Linked DNA regions of Homo sapiens: region 2 is linked to region 1. The links are chromatin loops, found by intact Hi-C in ENCODE. Cell type or tissue: chondrocyte. All regions are shown on one strand. Each heading gives the region's core, and the rest is flanking DNA. Links, peaks and the distances in the headings are about the cores only. Region 1 overlaps INHBA (inhibin subunit beta A). Region 2 overlaps SUGCT (succinyl-CoA:glutarate-CoA transferase).

Region 1 (2,912 bases), core at 323-2,822:
TGCACTTATCTAAATGCTGCTATTAGGACTCCTGAGTTGTTTAGAGCCATTAAACTTTTGGTTGTATTTCAGACTTTCTTGTAAAACTTAATTGAACTGCAAAACATTTTGGGTACTGTATATGTGACTCCAAATAGGTGGATGATGTTAAGTATTATAGCACAAAGATTTTTTATAAAACCATTGTAACACAAATGTCCCCTGCCTCCCCCATTCTCTTTCACCATCCCCGTAAAAAATATGAGGCTTTTTAGGCAATGTTGACAAAGTTTTAACAATAATGGTGGAGTAATTGATGTTTCTGGAGCTGAAACCCCAAAGGTGTTAGGTTACTTGTAACAGAAAAAGTCTTACAAATAGTTGTTTTGGAAAAGGGGACAGTATATATAATTCAGAAAGCATTGTTAACCTGTGCAAACTGTAATTATAACTTAGTGTCACAATTTTCTTGCCCTCTTCCCCTTGCACTCAGATCTTATCTTGTAGTAATGATATTTATTAACTCTTTCCACCTAAACTGCATTGCTTGACTGTAATGCTATGAACACACTAGGTGTCAGATATAAGCTGAGTGTATCTTCAGAAACCAAGAGGGCTTATGTGTGGGAAAGAAACCGAGAGGGAAGGAACGCTTTAACAGATGGACCCCTTAAAGATTCTTCTGCAAGATAAAAGCAATAAGACAGAAAATGAAAAAGAGGGGAGGGGGAAGAATTTTTTTTAAGCCTTAGAAAGGCATTGTTAAAAAATTCACATTTTTCTTTTTCTGTGCACACTAAAATCCATGATGATTTCATCTGCACTGTTCCTTTGAGGGAAAAAGAAGCAGTCAAGGAGGCTGTCTATGAATGCACTGGTCGGGACAGGCTTGGGGCAAGCTGAAAAAACTACCACATGACAGAGAAAAATAATTTGCCAATATATTTTAGAGAGTCTTTTCCCATAGGACCAGTTATTCAAGTCATACGAGTGCACTCTTTTTATAAAAGGATGTGGGAAAGGCCAAGAGAATTTTGCATTTTATCTGTGAAGTCCGGCGAGTGGTGGTAGGCTGTAATGTGTGAGAGTGAGTGGGTCCCCGGCAGAAGGGGGCAGCTGAACGCGACGGGGAGAAAGCGCTTCTGGAACTTGGGCTTGTGACAGGCTGCCTGCCCTCTGGTCCTTCAGTGCCCTGCTGCATTTCACAGTTGGGAAGAGTGGAGTGTATTATATGACCCCAAACAAAAGTTCCATTGCGCTCTCCTCAGATTGCCTGCCAGTGTTGATGACCTGAACATTTAAATATGAATGAATTGGGGGAAAGGACCATCTCCCCTGGATCCCATCAGGCCAGAACAATCCTCTGTTACCCCTGAGTCCCTCTTCCCTGACCTCCACTACCTGTCCACTGGACCTCCCTGCACCCTCTGCCCCACCACGTGGCCAGGTGGGCGTTCTACCACCTAGGGCTGTGGCTTGGCTGGGTGGAGGGGCGGTGGGAACACTTTTTCAATCAATTCATCCCTATTGATTGAGACACTGTGTTTGTTTGGGGTTTCTTTTCTCCCCTCCAAAAAAGGAAGAAGGTGAAACCAGGAGACTGGGCAGAGAAAGAAAAAAAAATAGTGAACAAAATTAGGATAATTTATTTTAGAAGAGAAAGTAGAACCCCCGAAAATGGTGATATTTGAAGAGAGGTGTCTGTGAGGAAGCTAAGAGCAGAAGGAGAGCAGCCTGTCAGAAAACGGGCTGTCCCTCCCTCCCTAATCACAGCCCTACTCACAGCAAACTCCCTCCCTCTCCATTCACTCACTTACTTAGGGCCAATCCTTTCTCTCTCTCTCTCTCTCTCTCTCTCTCTCTCTCTCTTCCTTTCCCTCTCTCCCTCTCCCCCTCCCTTCCCTCCCTCTCTCCCTCTCTCTCCCCCTTCTTTCCCTCTCTCTTCTCTCCCCCTCTCTCCTCTCTCTCTGTCTCTGTCTCCCTCCCATCCTCTCTCTCTGTCTCTGTCTGTCTCCCCGCCACCCTGTCTCTCCCTCCCTCCCTGTCTCCCTCCCTCCCTCCCTCCTTCCTTCTCTCTTACTCGGAGACAGTCAGAACTCTCCTCCCTGACAGCCACAAACCTACAGCACTGACTGCATTCAGAGAGGAACCTGCAAACAAAACTTCACAGAAAACTTTTTGTTCTTGTTCCAGAGAATTTGCTGAAGAGGAGAAGGAAAAAAAAAACACCAAAAAAAAAAATAAAAAAATCCACACACACAAAAAAACCTGCGCGTGAGGGGGGAGGAAAAGCAGGGCCTTTTAAAAAGGCAATCACAACAACTTTTGCTGCCAGGATGCCCTTGCTTTGGCTGAGAGGATTTCTGTTGGCAAGTTGCTGGATTATAGTGAGGAGTTCCCCCACCCCAGGATCCGAGGGGCACAGCGCGGCCCCCGACTGTCCGTCCTGTGCGCTGGCCGCCCTCCCAAAGGATGTACCCAACTCTCAGCCAGAGATGGTGGAGGCCGTCAAGAAGCACATTTTAAACATGCTGCACTTGAAGAAGAGACCCGATGTCACCCAGCCGGTACCCAAGGCGGCGCTTCTGAACGCGATCAGAAAGCTTCATGTGGGCAAAGTCGGGGAGAACGGGTATGTGGAGATAGAGGATGACATTGGAAGGAGGGCAGAAATGAATGAACTTATGGAGCAGACCTCGGAGATCATCACGTTTGCCGAGTCAGGTTGGTGCTGGCATTGGCAGGGGGTGGGGAGGGGTGGGGGGTGGGAGGGTAAAATATATTTCTTTGACAGTCCCAGGAGGAACTTCTTTTCCCTTCAGCTGGAAACTGCCTGGGAAGGTTATTAGTTATTAGGTGATGGTAGCGGACTAGCCGACGGAGGGCAGGCAGGGGAGGGGGAGAGGACTTTACAGAAAAGGAATTCTCGGTCG
Region 2 (2,912 bases), core at 313-2,812, 990 kb after region 1:
AATATTACTAATCCCTTTAAACACAACAAGCATTTAATAGATAACCATTGATTCATTAATTAAATTTGTTAAACAGAAGTAGACTTTGGAATGAGTTAAAGTTTTGAAGTAACTGTTTGGACCTTCTGCAGAGATGACAGTTGTACAGGTTAAACATCAATCAGCCATTTGGGCTCCCTGACTTATTACTGCTCAGTCACATTATATGTAATAGGATCCAGCAAATTGAAACCTAGTATTTCTTCACTGCTGATGACCACTCTTCTGACCTGATGGAATCAGGGAGGAAGGAGGATTGTGCAGGGCAGGAAAACCTCCCTGCTTCAGTATTCAACAGAATTCCACAGGAATTTACTGGCAGCTCACCAGGGTCAAGCAATATGTTAAAGTCAGGAACATGTTCCCCACCCAGCTCATCAATTGAGTTCACAAGTTCCTCTTATAATGCCCAAATCCAGCAATACACTCACCTACCACTTAATAAGCGGCTTGTCTGTGCTTAGCACTAAAGACAGGAGAGAAATAGGAAAATGTCTCTGACTTCAGAACGCCAGCTAGTGAGGAAGAAAGATAAGTCAATAACAAGCGCTACAAAATGCAATCCTTACTTTCCTGATGGAGAGGAGGGTGCAACAGGAGAACAAAGAAGAAAACTATGGTCCAAGAGGAAACAGGGGAGGGCGAAAAACCACAGGAAAGTGGTATGTGAAGAATCACTTGGCTGATACAGAGTTGGGGGTACAGGGACTGGGAACAGCTTAACAAGCATATGGCAGGAGATGTGAGGGAGGATGTCAAAAGACAAGTCTGGGAAAACAGAAAAGGAATCAGAAGATAGGAAGAGGAGGTGGAATCCGGACTCAGCAACTGATTGAATATGCAGGTAAAGACAGGGAGAAGTCTGGGATGATTCTTCCTTTTGTAGCTTTTATGTTTGGTAGATGCTCGTGCCCATCCACTGAGATAGAAAACACATGAGGGGGGGCAAAGGTAAGCTCAGTTTTAGACACATTGAGCTCTTTTGTTTGTTTGTTTTATGGAAAATGAGGGCAACTGATGGATGGAGCATGCTTTGGGTGACATTCCTTCCATCCTGTAGTGGAAGACACTGGGTTCCTGAAGGGAGGGAGATGGGATTGGATGCCAGGGAACAGGAGATGGGACTTTAAGAAGACAGCGGAGGCAGGCTAGATGTTCTTCTGCAATTGTATAGATGAGGTCACAGCAGCAAAACTTCCCATCCCACCCCGCATCAATACCTTTGCTGTGTTTGCTGCACTGACCATAACTGCTCATTCCCTGTTGTGTAACTGAAATGAATAGATCGTTCAAGAATGCCCTATCTGTACAAATTTGGTCTATTTTAAGAACAAAGGAGAGAGTTTATTTTTTTTTATGTTTCAGTGGAATTAAAAGTGTGATTTTTATAATCCAAGTCACACCCTTACAATTTTTTTTTTCCATACACAACCTTAACTCCTGGCAAGTGGAAGGCAGAGAAGCCACATTCACTCTGTGTACTGACCTGTGATTTGCCGCTGAGTTTTAGGAACATGATAGAACTTCAGTATGAATTACATATTTCTACATTTAAACAGGGTCAGAAGTGGCACTACCCAGTGTGGGAGTTTAGACTGATTAATTGCCTTCACGGAAGGAGAAAAGTATGGCTAGGAACTGTGCAAGTATTATTGTTTCATCCACATATTATTTCCATGTATTCTCTTGTACAGTTTGACTTGGCTAGCATGCAAGAAGTTTCTAGCTTTTCCAGGGTATTACAATCAGCTTTAAAAATGTCTAGAGTTAAATTTGCTTCTGAGAAAAACTATTTGTGACTTAATTGATAAAAGCCAGTGTGAACTCTATTATTGAAGACCTATGCAGTTATGTAATAATTTCCTTAAATAATGGAGAAGATCTTAAAAAAGAAAAACAAATAAAACCCACACAAGCACATGGTTTTCATTTGGGGAGTAAGGGCTGGAGAGAGGCTCTGCTCTGAGGTTAACTTCATGGCTTCAGGCAAAACTAGGAGATTTAAACAGAAACTACAGCAGAACCATAGCTCTCTTTTTAGGGACACTTAAATAAGTATATGACAAATCTCAGAGAATCTTTTGAATTTGGGTGGGGGATGAGTAGTTATGTTCCTTTTGTTTCTATTTTTTTGATTTGTTTTCTTTTTTTGTTTGTTTTTTTGAGAGAGTCTGGCTCTGTCCCCCAGGCTAGAACGCAGAGGCACAATCTCTGCTAAATGCAACCCGCCTCCTGAGTTCAAGCAATTCTCCTGCCTCAGCCTCCCAAGTAGCTGAGATTACAGGCGCTCACCAACACACCTGGCTAATTTTTGTATTTTTAGTAGAGACAGGGTTTCATCATGTTGGGCAGGCTGGTCTCAGGCTCCTAACCTCAAGTGATCCTCCTGCCTTGGCCTCCCAAAGTGCTGGGATTACAGGCATGAGCCACTGCACCCGGCCTTGTTTTGTTTTCAATGATTAATATTAGCTAATTAATGTTCTCATGGAAACTGACATAAAGTTTAAAATGTTTCTTAATTTAATAACTTCAGATGGTTTTCTACATGGGAAATGGAAGTTAGATACCAAATGATGTCCCCTAATGTGGTTAAAATGCCTCTTTTCCAAAAGGGTTAAGAGAATATGGAGAAAAGTTTATGCATGATGTGATGGGGAGCATTGGGAGAGGGACAGGAGAGGGTAGGGACTGGAGAGAAACAGAAGGAATAATCCAAACAATTTTCTACACAACTGATAATTCCCAGACAAACACTCAAATTGACCACAGCTAGATGTGTAAGTGCAGAGAAGGATTTGCACATGCTACAGAATATGAAGATGGAATTACATCCACCTCTGTTGTGGTTAAGGCCCAAAGGTTAAACACAAATT

Evidence for each region. Peaks named below come from ENCODE experiments on the same cell type or tissue, not always from the same donor. Only the 100,000 strongest peaks of a DNase experiment are listed, where the experiment ranks them.
Region 2: it touches region 1 in a loop (6-fold over the local background); 2 of 110 quality-filtered maps call a loop at or near these places.

Annotation. Positions count from the first base shown.
Region 1 is chr7:41,699,778-41,702,689 of GRCh38, reverse strand. INHBA (inhibin subunit beta A) reads left to right here. Exons shown (of 3, transcript NM_002192.4): 2 at 2,173-2,703. The coding sequence starts at 2,316. All of the region lies in intron 1 of INHBA-AS1 (INHBA antisense RNA 1), which reads right to left. Among named protein-coding and RNA genes, the nearest start is that of INHBA, 1.9 kb to the left of the region's middle. In chondrocyte, for the core only: no CTCF peak of the experiment used is centred there; no DNase peak of the experiment used is centred there.
Region 2 is chr7:40,713,616-40,716,527 of GRCh38, reverse strand. All of the region lies in intron 12 of SUGCT (succinyl-CoA:glutarate-CoA transferase), which reads right to left. LOC105375243 (a long non-coding RNA gene) reads left to right here. Exons shown (of 3, transcript XR_927193.3): 1 at 1-2,912. Among named protein-coding and RNA genes, the nearest start is that of SUGCT-AS1, 170 kb to the right of the region's middle. In chondrocyte, for the core only: no CTCF peak of the experiment used is centred there; no DNase peak of the experiment used is centred there.